Regions from separate parts of the Mus musculus genome. Here region 2 is linked to region 1. The links are chromatin loops, found by intact Hi-C in ENCODE. Cell type or tissue: left cerebral cortex. All regions are shown on one strand.

Region 1 (8,000 bases):
ACCTTTACAATATGCAAATGTCAGGGCCTGGTAAAAAAATAAAAGGAATATGAAAATCCTATAAAATTTAACCTTACTGTAAATTACAAATAATAGAACTAGAACTTGATAATGGTAAATCACAAGGGTGTTAAACTTGCATTTATCAGACACATATTTGGATTCAACTAAAAGTATCAGAGAGTCCAACATGCCAGTTGTTTACATATTTTTGATTAATATTTTGTAATGTTTGTGAATACATAACAATAATTTTAAATTAACATAAGAAACCTTTTTTCCACTGGCATTATATTTCATAGTAAGAAACAGGAAGTTTTCTCAGTAATTTTAGGAAACAAGCATGTTTGTTCTTCCTACAGCTTTTCGAAAAAATATCCTTACTAATACAATAAAAAAGAAAAAGAAATAAAATATGTACAAATTGAAGAAGTTATCGTTCTTTACAGATTATGTAATTTTCTCTACATAAAATCTAAAAGAATCATCAAAGTATGTGAAACTAATAAATGGTTATAACAAATTTGTAAGATATAAAGTTAATAAAAAAATTAATCCTTTTTCTATGTGTTAGCAACAAATAGGTAGAATTTGAATAAGAAAATATTCCTATATACATTAGCATATTCCTAAATACTGAAATGAGTATGCATTTAACATAATATGTATGGACAAAATTATAAAACTCTAATTAGGGACTGGAGAGATGGCCTCATGATTAAAAGTACTTGCTGTTCTTGCAGAGGACCCAGGTTCAGTTCTCATCATCCATATTAGCCAGCTCACAACAACCGACATGTCCAGTTCCAGGAGATCTGACACTCTCTCTTGACCTCTGCATGCACAGGCACACACATGCTACACACACATACATGTAGGCACACAGACATACATATAAAATGAAAATGAGTAGAGGCTGAAGGAGTGGCCCATCAGTTAAAAGCACCTACTATTCTTCTAGAAGATCCAAGATTGTTCTTAGCACCAATCAGATCATGTGTAACCACTTCTAATTCCAGCTCCAGGGCATTCAACAACCTCTTCTGGTCTCCACAGGCACCCTAGTATCCGTGGTATACACACAGAGAGAGAACACACACACGTGTGTGTGTGTGTGTGCGCACGCACACACAGAGAGACACACAAAAATAAATAAATAAAAGCTAAAAACTTTTTTAAAATTCAATGAGTAAAGAAAAACCCTGGTGAAAATGACTAAGGAGGAACTAAATAAGTGGAGAGCTAATCTGTGACCACGAGAAGATACAAAACTGTCAAGATGTCAGATTCCCCCAACTGGAGCTCCACAAGCAATATAATCAAAACTCCATCAATTTTTTTTATCCTGAATCATCATTATGATGATTCTAAAGTTTATATGTAGAGGCAGAAGATCTACCCACAGAAGAATCAAAACACTCCCCCAATATTATAGTAGAGCATTGATACAGTTGATACAATATTACAGCACAACATTGATACAGTTGACATATTACACTACAACATTGATACAGTTGATACAATATTACAGCACAACATTGATACAGTTGACACAGTATTATAGTACATTGATACAGTTGACACAGTATTACAGTACAACATTGATACAGTTGATACAATATTACAGTACATTGGTTCAGTTGACACAGTGTTACAGTACATTGATACAGTTAATACAACAGTGAAGCAGGAGAGCACCCCAAACCGCCACTGTCCCACTTTATCATTTAGTATAAAGGTCTTGTACTCAAAACAGTGTGATGTTGACAAAGCAATAAATAAATAAAGCAAAATACTCAGAGTCAATCGACACAAAGGCAGAAAACTGTTCTTTGACGAAGGAAAAATCGAGTACAATGGAGTGGTGCAACACCTGGGCATTGTCAGGAAATAGGAATCTTATATTCTTCATAACAATATACACAGTACTGCTATAAAACTCAAAACTATACAACTCTTACAACACTGGGGAAAACCTATGTGGTCTTAAGTATAGTGATAACATATTAGACTATCAGGAGTCATGACCATAAAGAAATAGTTGATAAACTGCACTGCAGTGAAAAAAAAAAAAAAAGATATCTGCTTTACAAAGACATTCTGAAGAGAATAAGAGAAAATATCAGTCTAGGAGAAGAAAAATGTAAGAGACTGACACAGTTGAAGGACCAGCATACTAAATGTTCAAAGAACTCTAAATGAAACAATAAATTGTGTAAATGTGAGCAAAGGTATGAATAAATTCTCTATCATCATATGTCATTAAGGAATTGCCAATTGGAACCACTGGACACACCCCTCTCAGATACACTGATGAGAATACAAATCCTGCCAGAAATGTGAGCAGAGGAACTTTTGGGCTTCACTAGCATGAATACAACATGGCACAGCCACCAGGTGTAATTTCCAAAATTCACCTGTAAGCCACACCTGCGCAGGAACCAGGTAACTTCCTGGAATGCTGGGAACTGTAGTTCTTGGGAAATAACAACGTCTCATAGGAAAGTACAATGGTCTACAAGTTTGGCCTTATAAGCCCCTGCTATGCATGGCTTGAGGCCGTTCCAGCTGGGAAATTCCAAGGAAATGATCCTGACCAAAGTCCATCTCTTGGTCAGTATTTAATATTAATATTTAATAAACACTTGTTATAAATTTGGCTCAAAATGGTGGAGTTGTTGTTTTGTTTTGTTTTGTTTTGTTTTGTTTTGTTTTCTGGTGAACTGCAGGATAAATGCTGGAAAGGTAGTTTTCTCATGAAGTTAAATATATTCTTACCAGACTACTCAGCAATCACTCCAATGTGAAACAAAAGAGTTTGAAAGTTACCTCCCCACCAAATTTTCACACAAGAATGTTGCTGCTTGCTCTCTTTATTGTTTCCAAAACTTGGAAGGCCCCACGATGTCTTTCAGTAGGTGAATAAATATTAATCTAGACAGTGGATTGTGCTGCTAACACAGGCCTGTAGTCTCAGCCACTCAGGAGTGTGAGGCAGGAGAATCTCCAATGCCTGCCTAGTGCAGTGTAATGAGACCCTGTAATGAGGCCCTGTCTCAAAACTAAAAGTCAAAAAGAGGGTTAGTAATACAGCTTAGTAGAAGAGCCTTTGACTTCCATGTAAGAGAGGTTCAATTCCCTATACATACTGGAGCGTATGTGAGTGCGCACACACACACACATGGATGCTGGGGGGAGGGAGAAATAGGAGGAGAAGAAGGGATAAATATAATTGCATATTCTGAAGTGCTGGAGGCCAATATGACAAGGTTGCACAATGAATGTGTGCTTCCAACTACATGACCTTTTGGAAAAGGCAAACTGTGGAGACAGTTAAGTGATGGGAGGTTGCCAAGTATGAGGCTGGAAAGAGGCAGAAACAGCCAGAGCACAGAGGGCCTTTCCTCCACAGAAACTAGTCTACATGGCATTATAATGTTGTTTACGTATAACTATACACTCAATATACAGCCATAGATAGTGCAAGGGGGATATTAAAGCTCATGTTCTGGACTTAGAAGCTAGATTGTAGCAACTGTAGCATCCCTGGAAAGGATAATGATAGTATTAGAGGTTGTGTGTGTAAGGACAGGAAGATGTGGCAAATCTCTGTACCTTTCACTTAACTTTTCTGTAAACCTACAACTGGACTGAAATGCTATTTTGTTAAAAACAACTACAAACCTGAAATAACATTCTTTTTCTTTTAATTTTTGATGATTCATTTGTCACACACTTATGCAGGGCGTTGTGATAATACCCCCAGTACACTCACTTATCCTTTGTCCACTCCCGCTTACAGCTATTTAGTACCAAAGGTTTCTTAAATGTGTTCATTCAAAAAAAGTTCTCAAGGTTCCACAAAGTTTTTCCATTTCCTTCCAGAAGGTGGCATGTGTGTACTATGCTCAAAAAGCCCTCCACTGATTTTGTGAAGTAGAGGGGGCGAGGGGGTGGGGGGGGGGGAAGTGGGGGGAAAAAAGAAAGAAAGGAAGAAAGAAAAACTTTCGCAGATAGTAAAACAACTTATAAACCTGTTCGGAGTAATTTCAGCAGCTGGAGTGAAATGGGAGCCTGCCGCAGACAGGGCTTTCCGTGGCAGGGCGAGCTTCTATAGACATACATACCTGCGAACACGGGGACCCATAACTTAATTTACAAGTGCCTCAACGCTGAGAGACTACTTGCGGAGTTGACGCTCTGGAATTTGTTACGGTCACTAGAAGCTGCATGGCATAAAAAAAAGGTCACAAGCTGTGGCTGGAATGGTGGACAGGAACAGAGTCCTCAGACTACAGAACTCAGCCAACTTAGCCTTGGATTTGCAGGGCTCTGCTCCGAGAGCTGTTTGAACTTGAGAGAGGAATCCTCTAATTAAAAGGCAATTACACAGAACGTCTGCCTAGTAATCCCCTCCGAGCGTGTTAAACCCACAGATTTCTGGGCTTTAGAGACCCTGAGGTCAAGAACATCTTTGGGACTGGTGAGTCTACATTTAAGAAGCATCCTGGAATGGAAAATTTCTCAGGTGTCTACGTACATCAGACTGCTAATGAAGGCGACGCCATGGACAAACCTTGAAAACAGGATTCCAAGCAGACACAAGAGGACGGCTGGGACTTCTGAGTCTCAGGGTACCATTAGATCAGGATGCCTGGTTTCTGGATTTTCTATGAAAAAAAAAAAAAAAACAATTACAATTCGTAATGGTTAAGACTGTATCCAGAGTGTCAAGGTTAATTATCAGAAAATATCAAATGCCAATTTCTTACAGCCCCTGCTTTTGGCGCAGTATCATGGTGTCCCGGGGCAGAAAGAACAGAAAACAGCACACCCTCTTTGCTCCTTCAGTCTTCCCTGTCTTCTTGTTACCTTGTGCAAAAGAACCCGACCAGAACAATACCCCTAAGAAACAGTTGGAGGTCAGTGAACTTTGGTTGCCCATTTGCTCACTCATTCAGTAGTAATCAATAATCATGGGGTACTTTCCAGACTGATTTCTAGGCCCAAAAGAATGAGTTATGAAGAACACAGTCATGGCAGTCAAGTCAACAATAAGGAAATAAGCAGACGCATTCAAGAGTAAGACGGTATCTGTCTGTGTGCTGGGCTTAAAGAAAACCAAGGTTGATTGACATGTAACCAAGAAGGAGAATGTTGTTTGAGCTAGCCTCACCAGGGTCAACTGCATGGGGGCAGTCACACTGACAGAGGTGCTAGAGACAGCGCATCATCTCAGACATTTCCAGGACAGCCTTGGGGAAGGGGATGTGTATTCTTCAGGGACAGCTCCAGCACTGAATGATAAACACTGGAAGAGGCAGGTTGAGTTGAGCTCAGCTTAGGGAAGGACTCCCTAGCCTAGCAGAGAGGGGATTCATACCCAACTGTGGCTCACCATGTCCTCGTTTCATTGTCTGTAGCACTTCGTTTAGGCCTCACGGTCGCAATGGATGGTAAGAGGAGTGATGCCCATAGAGTGGAGAGGTTTGTCTGCTCCCAATCTAGCTGTCTGATCAAGTGAATAGTCACTTAATAGAAAGTCACTTGAAGGAAACTTTCATTGAATGCTAGGGAAAGCCGGACATCTCTTCAACCCTTACCTCAGTTGAGTAATTTAAGCTCAGCAAATGGGTGACTCTGCATACTTTAGTGGTTGGCTGTGCTGGGTGTATGTATAGACTCCAGAACTGCAGGCTCTTCTAGTCATACGTTGGCTCAGTATAAAGCACACGGAGGTGACCAATTTACGTTTCCTGAAATAAAATAGCTCCCTGGCTCAGAGGGAAATGAATGAGTTAGAGACCCTTAATCTTGTGATCTCCAAACACTGCCAGGAGCCCTAATTAAATCACAGAAAACACTGAAAAAGCAAATAAGACATACTCCAGATTCCAGCCAGGTAATGGAAAATTACAAAAACTCTTGAATACCAATAGGCGTGTTTCCAGCTTGACTAAGTGCGAAGCATAAATTCTCGGGGGGGGGGGGGGGCTTTCATTGACTACCTCCCAGAGGAATGCAGCCAAATGGCATTGGAATACCTCTTTCAGTAAGAATTCAGACTGTAGCCCAAACCTGCACTTCACAACCAGCACTGGGAGGAGCAGGAAGGGCAGGCATTGTCTCATGATCTAGATCACTTTCCTTCCTCAAGAGAACCGTTTCTTGACTTGCTTCAGGAAATAAGATCATATGTAAACCTTGAGCAGACAGCTCCGAACCCAGTGGTTCTCCAGAGGGGCCAGGACATCTACCCCGGGTGAAAAGGGAAGACAATCAAGCCGAGGGTTACTTGAGTACTGACTGACCTTCCTGGAGATTAGAGTAAGGAGTGAAATTGATGACTCCTGTGACTGTCCTCGGTTTTGTCAAAATTACCCAAGTACTGATTCCATTTAGCTCCACAGGGAAGACCAAGATTGGGAACAAATGGCTGCAGGGTCCAATCACAACACACACAGTCCCTGCAGGCCAGACATGCCCATCACCTCTGGACAGCTGCTTCTCCCACTATGCCACTATGCCATAATCCTACATCCAGTCAAACACAAACTACATTAGGGCACAGTCTTCAGCATCTTCCTATGCAATAGTTAGCAGAGGAGAGAGGAACATATAGCTGAAGTCTAGTGCAGTTGTCAGTTCTGACCTGGGTTTGAAAGAGCACGGGGTGTGTGAGAGTGCAGGGTTTGCATTTAGAGCTGTCCACTCCGTAAAGGCAGTTCTGTTTCTAACCTGTCCAGCAGAAGAGATGTTTAGTGGTTTATATGTGCATTCTAAATCACAATTTATTTTAAAATAGCTGAACATTTACTAAGAGGGTACTCTTGACACGTGAGTCCATCAATTCTCAGAAGAACAAGCACTCCACGTGATGTGCGTTGCTTTTGCCTAGTTCGTACTCCCTGTATAGGTTTGTGGGTGGTGGTCAGGACTGTGCCTTCATTGAAAGAAAAGAAGGATAAACAGATTGGGCAGAGTATTTTATCAAACACAGCAAATACAGTGACCACTAGACAACTGCCGTCTCTGTCTTCATCAGCCCAATGAGTCGCACTGTATTTGAGATCTCGGAGCTGTGTAAATGCATCCAGCCTGGTCCTCTGAGCCTGCAAATCCTTCACCTCAAACAGTTCACAAGGCAAGGGAATGAAGAGTAAGCTAGCTTGTGACAGGAGGGGAAAAGGCAACAGATCCGAGTCCAGACCATCTTAAAGAACTAGAGGCACTGGTCTTTACCAGGCAGGTCTGTTAATTATCCACCCTAACACCTCGACTTCAATTAGAAGATACTCAAAAAAGAAGAAGGAGAGGGGGAGGGGGAGGGGGAGGGAGAGGGAGAGGGAGAAGAAGAAGAGGGAGAAGAAGAAGAACAAGAAGAAGAAGAAGAAGAAGAAGAAGAAGAAGAAAAAGAAGAAGAAGAAGAAGAAGAAGAAGGAAGAAGAAGGAGGAAGAAAGAAGAAGGAAGAAGAAGAAAGAAGAAGGAAGAAGAAGAAAGAAGAAGGAAGAAGAAGAAAGAAGAAGAAAGAAGAAGAAAGAAGAAAGAAGAAGAAGAAAGAAGAAAGAAGAAGAAGAAAGAAGAAAGAAGAAGAAGAAAGAAGAAGAAAGAAGAAGAAAGAAGAAGAAGAAGAAGAAAGAAGAAGAAAGAAGAAGAAAGAAGAAGAAAGAAGAAGAAAGAAGAAGAAAAGAAGAAGAAAGAAGAAGAAGAAGAAGAAGAAGAAGAAGAAGAAGAAGAAGAAGAAGAAGAAGAAGAAGAAGAAGAAGAAGAAGAAGAAGAAGAAGAAGAAGAAAAGAAGAAGAAGAAGAAAACAACTCAGGATACTCCTGTGGGCAAACGCAGGGAGCCAGCTCATGCAGCACTTTCGGCCAGATGGCACCATTGTTCCTTGTCCTCAGGCGCACACATCTCAGTGCAAATGCCCTGGAAGAAGGGAAGGAAGTGGAAAAAGGGAATGAAGTGGGGTGCAGGAAACCCACCGTTGATTCACCACCTGAGC
Region 2 (8,000 bases), 69 kb after region 1:
ATGAACCTTTCTTTATCTCGAGCGCCATTTCCCAGGAACTAGAACCATCCATCCTTACAGGAGGTGTCACATGTACTTTGAAGAATTCCAATGTTATCATATTGCTTAAGTTTTATTGTATACATAGGACTTGGTTTCATTATCGTCAGTAAGCTTTTTTTTTTTTTTTTTTTTTCCAAAATTGTGCTGGATTTAAGTATGCCTAAAATAAACTGCCCGGTGTCAGACTCTAGAAGTTTGAACCAATCCCAGCTACTGAGTTGTGCTGAACCATTCCTTCTTGCCTCATGTGAATCATTACTCTGCCAGCCCTGGTGTTTAGAGGGACCCTTTCCCCTCCCCCTAACAATGAACATCAGGAAAGAAAAAAAAAAACAAAACAAAAAAGAAAACCTCACATCTTTGGTTCCCCAGGTCCTCTTCAGAGCAATAAAAGAACTTAATTTCAACTATTATTATTTCAACTACATTATTTTCAGCCTAAAATGTATGTCCTAGCTGGGTGTGATGGTGCTTACCTTTACTCTAAGTGTGAAAGAGGAAGAGAAAGAGAAAGCTGGATCTCTCTGAGTTCCAGGCCAGCCAATGTTACATATCAAGATTTGTCTCAAAAATTTTTTTTAAAATAATTCTTATCTCTCAGTCCTCGTGATGGTTTAGAGATTTTTGTCAGCTTCCCTATCCTGTTATGGGACACCGGAAATGCCCATTGTAAAGAAGAAAGCAGAGAGGAGATACATACTTTAATGACAGCAGATAGAGATAAAGATTCCATGTATGGATGATCAAGTCCTGTCTATTCCATGATGGCACGGTGTTTATTATCACCAGCACAACTTGTCAGTATACTTTAAAGCTTCTCTTAGTTACTTAAAATAACCTAACCCAATGTCTCAGGATTTTCCCTGTCCAATTACATTAGGGCAGTGGGAGGCTGTGATTAGACAGGGAAAAGGGAGGCAGAGCAAGGGTTCCAGAGACAGAGAGCGTCTTGGGGTAGTGAAAAGAAAGGAAGATGGCAGCAGACGTGAATCAGCATGGCTATGACCAGCCACAGGTTGTTATGATACCATAAAGGTTAGAATATTGAGATAATTTATCTAATCTAGGTGGGCAGATTTATTTTTATCAATTGGTTTTGAAATTATTGTATTGGCATCTTGTGTATTGAGAATTTATTGATATATAAATCTGACTAGTTAACTATAAGCATTGAGTCTTGTTTTTGTCGGGTTACTGGGTATTGTGTTATCAAACCTCGAGGATGGCTATTGGTTATTGAAATGTGAGACAGAGCCATGGGATTCTGCCAGGACATAGTGTTGTGACCCACTGGTGCCAGTACTAGTATGGGAATGTGGCCTGGTGGGGCTGGAGAGTTGGCGAGTTGGGAGAAACAGGAACGCAGAGAGTTGGCGGGTTCTTTTTTTTTTTTTTTTTTTTTTTTTAATATTTCCTGCAACAACTCAATGGGAATGTTAGGCAAATACAACTTCACCTTTCATTTGGAGATCATAAGACAACTTTTAGATGTTGGTTCCCTGCTTCCACCTGATGGGTACCAGGGATTAAATTCAAGGGACCAGGCTTAGAAGCAAGACCTTTTACCCAACTCTTCAGCCTCAGAAACCCTTCGTTTCAAATATCATTTTCTCTGAAGTTTGGATGTGAAGATATGGATGTAAAACTCACAGATGTAGTAGCCAACTTCTATGAGCTTCACGGGAGTCCCTCAAGGAACTAGGGGACTAATCACTTGCTTCTTCCTATTGGGCAAGGCACATAGCTACACAGCTGATCAGGCTACAGATACTCTGCAGTTGAGCCAAAGACCTGTCCACCATGCGAACAGAGGCACAGTTGGCTTGCCCAAATGTGAGGCCCTGAGCTGTCCTATCCAACATGGTCACCATTTCCCATGGCCTGCACAGCTTTGTACTTGACTAGGGCTGTAGGGAATGGAGAAATGACAGACACAGTAATGTAAAGCTGCAATCTGGTGGGCGGGCCATGCAGAGAATGGAGAGACTCCAGCAGCAGCCTACAAGAGCAGGCTACCTCATCTCCATAGGGAGTCCCTGTAGTCTCGGGCTGCAGTCAACTGGGACGAGGACGCTTTGATTGCTACGTTCTACACCTACGAGATTTAGCTAAATGTCAACCATCTGTCATCATCTATATTCAGATCAGGGGAAGGCCTTGCCATTCCCATGAGTCCAGGGCAGTGTTTTACTTGTCATAGCTGTGCTCACGTCAACTATACACATTCACTAGGGACTTTGTCACCTCCACACAGCTGCGGGCATGTGGTAGCTATGTAATTAACTGAATTTAAATGAGGTCTAAAATACCTGTTGAATAGAAAAGAGTTGAACAAATTGCTTGAAGTAAGGTCTAAGTAGATACAGCCAGCAACCTGGCTTCCATAGTGACTTTTAACTTGGAGTCTTTCATTCTCCCTTTTGATGCAAAAATTCCCAGTCTGAGAGAACGGGGTCATGAATAAAATAATAATAATAAGGCACCAGTAGAGTCCTGATCAACAGCGCTGCCTGGACGTAGCTCTCTCATTCCTTGAAAGGGCTGTCCCGGGCTCAGACTCTCTCCTTCCTTGAGTCATTTCATCAGGACTGCCAGGGAGTCTAGGGAATTTATGTGTCTCCGTGGCTCAGGTCGAGCTCTGGGGCAGGCCTTCTCACTGCTCACAGCAGCCTATGCACATCTCTCAGCAGTGTCCTGCAGAGCATTGCAAATCACCTTATGTCTTTAGGAAGAAAAGAAGAAAATCTGGCTCCCTGGAGTTGCCCCAGCTCACTTTCTTGGAAAGTGGAAACTTCTTGGAATTCACTACTTCTTTTGATGTTTACCAATACATCACTACTCAGTGTTCGTGCCAAAATCATGTCTCTGTTAGGGTGATATATCGCCTACCTAAAACATATTCCAAGCAACTTCTCACTGCTTGTAAGGGCCGAAAGATTGTGATCAGCATAGATGGCAAAATCCCAGGCAGCAAGGCCCCAGGCCTCCTCTGGACATCTTACTCACCAACACAGGGCTGCCTTTGAGGAGCTCAGTATGTCAGGGAATGAGTCCAGGAAGGTGTGTGACTTTGGAATAATTAGAGGCTGGTTAAGTAAGTTAGGAAAGCTTGGAATTCACAACTACAGCCAATTCTAGACAAGGTGATGAAGTTGCAAAGTTTTGTATTTGGCTGCTCTCCAAACTGTCCTGAGAATCTCTCTCACCCTCTCCCTCGTCTCCTACTCCCCTTCCCCCTTGTGGCTCTGAGACTCTCTGTCTTGGCTTCTCACCCCTTGGGGAAACTCCTCTGAGGTTCTTTTTTCTCCCACGGAACCTTCATTCCTTTCCCACTGGTCTCTGCTGGCTGAGACTGGCCAGTTAATGGGGTGAGGCAATTAAAAATGGGAGTCCTTCAGTCTAGTAAAAACATGAGATTTGAAGGACTTAAGATGGTATAACTGTACATGATTATCTTTTAGGAGAAAAGCCTTCTATTTCACCATATTCTAAAATATGTCTGTGATCCCACATAAAGTTAAAGAAACTGTGACAAGGCTTCCTGTTAACCACAGTGTGATGGAGAAATGGATATAATAAAGAGGGTTTTGGTTCAGAGCTAAGTGAGGGAGGAAAGGCTATGTGGGCAGGAAACAAGGTGTCACACTCGTGTTGCCTTGGAGACCACATCCACCAGCCCCTTGCTCAGGACCACCAGCAGTTCATCTTCTCAGGGCAAGTGGTTTGCTTAGAACACAATAGCTTCCCACTTACAAATCACAGGCAGTGTCTGAAAATTCCAAGGTATTTATCAGGCTTAGGATGCCACCCAGTTTTGTCATAATCAAGAAAAATCTAGGCTGGGTAGCAGAAGGTGTGGGCCAGGGCTGGGGAGGCCGAGTTTGAATCCCAGTTTTACCACTAAGCTGAAGAGCCAGCTCCTGAGAACTGCTTATCATCTCTGGTCCTCAGATCCCTCATCCTCAAAATATCCCAGGCAGCCGTCTCCAGTCCTGAAACCCTAAAGAAGCTGCCAAGTGTCTACTTCAAGTAAAATTTCTATACTTTTTATTATTAAAAGACCGTTTTAATAATAAAAAGTTTCCATATTTGAAAGGAAACATTATCCGGCCAAACACTAAGTTGTTTTCTTCCTCCGTAATATGTTAACATCTTGTCCCGAGGAGCAAAGCCTTCTCTTGAAAGCCTCAGAACAGTTTGTGGCGATTGCAGTCCTTGTCTCAGAAAGATTAATTGGAAATGAAATCTAAGGAAGAGAATTCAAAGCCCATTTCTATGCTTCCTGCTTTGTAGATCTTCTAACATGTAAATGGACCGTTACAAAGAGGATTAGCTATTAGAATGGTCTGCGTGCAGTCCATCGTTCAGCTCCCAGTTCATTCCTTGCCAGAGAGTCCCAGCTGAGCCGCATCTTAATGGCCTCCTTTCATCCTTCAGGGGGATGAACTGCATACTAACTCCAAGACCTGTGTTTTCCAACTTCAATTTGACCACAACTTTAACAAACTGTAGACTCTCCCCCAACTCTCCAATGGTGCTTAAAATATGAAACAACAAAACAAAACTACTGGTAATAATTGTGAGGAGCTCTTTTCTCCCAATATTGCTTTTGATCTTTGTGTTTTATCACAAGTAGAAAATCTAAGACAATGAATGGATAGAGAGAGGGGGAACTTATAGGAACAGAAATGATTCAGAGACAGCTGCATCAGCAAAAGCCCACACCATCATGGGTGACAGACAACTTATGAAAGCTGGAGCTCACTGCATGAACTGTGGGCAACTCAACAGACAGGAAACTCTTTCAGGCATCTCAGGTAGCCTGAGCCTCTTCTGGGAAGTTGTGCTGGTGGTCTAAGAGCATCTCTCAACAGCCACTATAGGTTATATATGCTTGGGAAGGTAGGGATCTAGTATATCTGGTCGGTTTCAGAGACTTCCTGAACTACTGAAGTTGCTTATTTCCTGTGCTTAATGAGCTTCCCTGAAGGATGGAATGTTTCACCCCCTTAAAACATTGGCTCTCAACCTGTGGGTTGTGACCCCCTTTGACACACCTCTAACTCCAAAAATATTTACATTACAATTCTTTTGTTTTGGTTTTTTGAGACAGGGTTTCTCTGTGTAGCTCTGGCTGTCCTGGAACTCACTCTGTAGACCAGGCTGGCCTCGAGCTCAGAAATCTGCCTACCTCTACCTCCCAAGTACTGGGATTAAAGGCATGCGCCACCACTGCCCGTCTTACATTACAATTCTTTTTTTTTTTTTTTTTTTTTTTTTTTTTATTTATTATATGGAAGTACATTGTAGCTATCTTCAGACACTCCAGAAGAGGGCGTCAGATCTCGTTACGGATGGTTGTGAGCCACCATGTGGTTGCTGGGATTTGAACTCTGGACTTTCGGAAGAGCAGTCGGGTGCTCTTACCCACTGAGCCATCTCACCAGCCCTACATTACAATTCTTAACAGTAGCAAAATTATAGTTATTGAAGTAGCAACAAAAGTAATTTTATGGTTAGAGGTCACCACAACTTGAGGAACTATTTTAAAGAGTCACAACATTAGAAAGGTTGAAAACCACTGTCTTAAGACATCTTATTATGTCATCTCCCTTTTAACATCCTACATCTTTTTTTTTTTTTAAAGATTTATTTACTTATTATTTATTTATTATATGTAAGTACACTGTAGCTGTCTTCAGACACTCCAGAAGAGGGCATCAGATCTCATTACGGGTGGTTGTGAGCCACCATGTGGTTGCTGGGATTTGAACTTTGGACCTTCGGAAGAGCAGTCGGGTGCTCTTACCCACTGAGCCATCTCACCAGCCCAACATCCTACATCTTAATCAACTTTCTTCCAAGATGGACATTTTATCTCAAAGGAACATGCTATGTAGCAGTAGGACAGGCCTCCACTGGATAATCAATGTAACTTAGAAAAAGATAAAGATATCTTGGTTTGCTTTCTCTTGCTGTGATAAGCACTATGATCAAAGCACTCCAGGGAGGAGAAGGTTTATGGTTTTACACATTGCACTCACAGTTGTTCATCATGGAAGAAGCCAAGGCAGAAACTCCAGCAGGGCAGGAACCTGGAAGCAGGAACCAAAGCAGAAACCATGGAGGAGTGCTGCCTGATGGCTTGCTCTCCCAGCTTCCTCGGTTTGCTTTCTTATGGGACACAGGACCACCTTTTCTGGGATGGCTCTGTCCATAGTGGGCACATTAATCAAGAAAATGCCCAACCCCTTGCTACAGTCTAATCTGATGGAGGCATTTTTTTCAATTGAGGTTCCCTCTTCCCAGATGATGAATCTTGTATCACGTTAACCAAGAAGTAATCAGCACAAAGGGCACTGAGCTGACTTGGAGGGGCTACTTACCCACGCACTCCATCACCGTGCCTCCTTTTTCACTCCCACGTTTGCTGTGCATGTGGCTGCTCAGAAGAAAGACTGTATTTCCAGTCACCTTTGCTATTAGGTGTGACAACTGATGTGAAGGTAATAATGTGGGTGACCTCCCAGCTCATGCCCTTCCTCGAGGATAAGACCACACTTTCCTCCTCTGCTGGGCTGGAATACAGAAGTGACAGAGCAAAGAAAACTCATTATATATCAAGAGTAAGAGAATGAGAAGAGTCTGGTGACTGTCAGGGTAGAGCCACGGCACCACCATCTGCTGCTTATCCTTCGTCTGTTTGTTTCTTAAGAAAAACATTAGCTTGTTTTGTTGAAGCAACAGAACCTAACCCATATTAATCATGGAATGATTAACAGTAGAGTTATCACTTCAAAAGATTTAATGATTATGCCCCAAACTTCATGTTCCTTCTCTCCTTTGGTCATGGCTACCCGAACCAAAAAGAGAAGGTGAAATCAGAATCAAATTTGTTTCCACTGGTTACTAACTGATCTTCAGACAAAAAAAAAAAAGCATATTAGAAAAGATAATTTTAGTTCAGTATTTTGTGAACAGATTGCTTACATGTCTTAGACCAATTTATGCAACAATTCCATGAGGTAGACACTATTATTACTCCATCTTACAAATACAGATAAACTATGAGTTGAGATCAGGACCATGGGCATCTGTACCTTTAACCATTTACTGTAACACCCAGCTTTCTGCATTGGTGGGAGATCAAGATCAAAGTGAACACCAAGAACATAGTCAATTCTGTGCACATCAGGGATACTACTGAAGGAAGATGCTCTCACTGCCTGAGAGAGGGGTCATATAAATCTGGGCCCCATGCCTCTGGCCTTTTATTTCTCACAGGGGAGAGGAAAAGAAGACATAAATACTGCTAGTACTAAAAGAATCTCTAGAGCTCAAGGCTCTGCTTATAAAAGAGCAAACAAGGCTCAGAGTGTCAGTGGGAAGAATGGAGGATACATATCCATCAGGAGGTGGATGCATATGGATGTCCCATGAGAATTCTCCAGGGTGCCAGAACGATGATCTTCGCCGCTCTGGTCAAGGAAGGAGCAATCTATCTCATGTGCTAGAAAATGTTTTCTTCTTACTTCATAGACAAGGAGCTTGGATCTTGAATACAATAAACCCTCCAGGATCATATCAGTATTTACTTAGTGGACCTATGAATCCTAAAAAGTGGGATTCATTTGTGTAGCATCAGTGCTCTCCTGAGATGACATCTTCTGCTAGCTAACTAGCTAATGACTGAGCGCCTGCCTTTCTTTTCTTATTTTCACTCAGTGTTTCTTAAGTACTAACTATGGCCAGTGTCATCACAGCTCTTCCCATGACTATACTTAACAGACTGATAAAGAAGGCAAAGATGATCTATAGATGGGTAATAAATAGTTAGCATTAGGTAATATGACAAGGGAAGTTGCTAGGTACAACAGTGTTGGAAGGTCTCAGACATTACTGTCTCTTGGTATGTGTTTGGCACAATCATGAAGTATTTGCCTGATTTACTGGAGAAG

What was found. Hi-C counts contacts between places; a loop is a spot of excess contacts. Peaks named below come from ENCODE experiments on the same cell type or tissue, not always from the same donor. Only the 100,000 strongest peaks of a DNase experiment are listed, where the experiment ranks them.
Region 2: a loop joins it to region 1, with 2.0 times the contacts of the local background. A loop is called at or near these places in 1 of 42 quality-filtered maps.

Annotation. Positions count from the first base shown.
Region 1 is chr15:8,881,119-8,889,118 of GRCm38, reverse strand. No RefSeq gene overlaps it. Among named protein-coding and RNA genes, the nearest start is that of Ranbp3l, 83 kb to the left of the region's middle. In left cerebral cortex, a CTCF peak has its summit at 3,867 (motif pointing right); a DNase peak (open chromatin) is centred at 3,953.
Region 2 is chr15:8,811,878-8,819,877 of GRCm38, reverse strand. Gm31340 (a long non-coding RNA gene) reads right to left here. Exons shown (of 5, transcript XR_383822.2): 3 at 6,429-6,620. Among named protein-coding and RNA genes, the nearest start is that of Gm31340, 100 kb to the right of the region's middle. In left cerebral cortex, no CTCF peak of the experiment used is centred here; DNase peaks (open chromatin) are centred at 2,094, 3,160, 3,971 and 4,362; H3K27ac peaks cover 1,813 bases.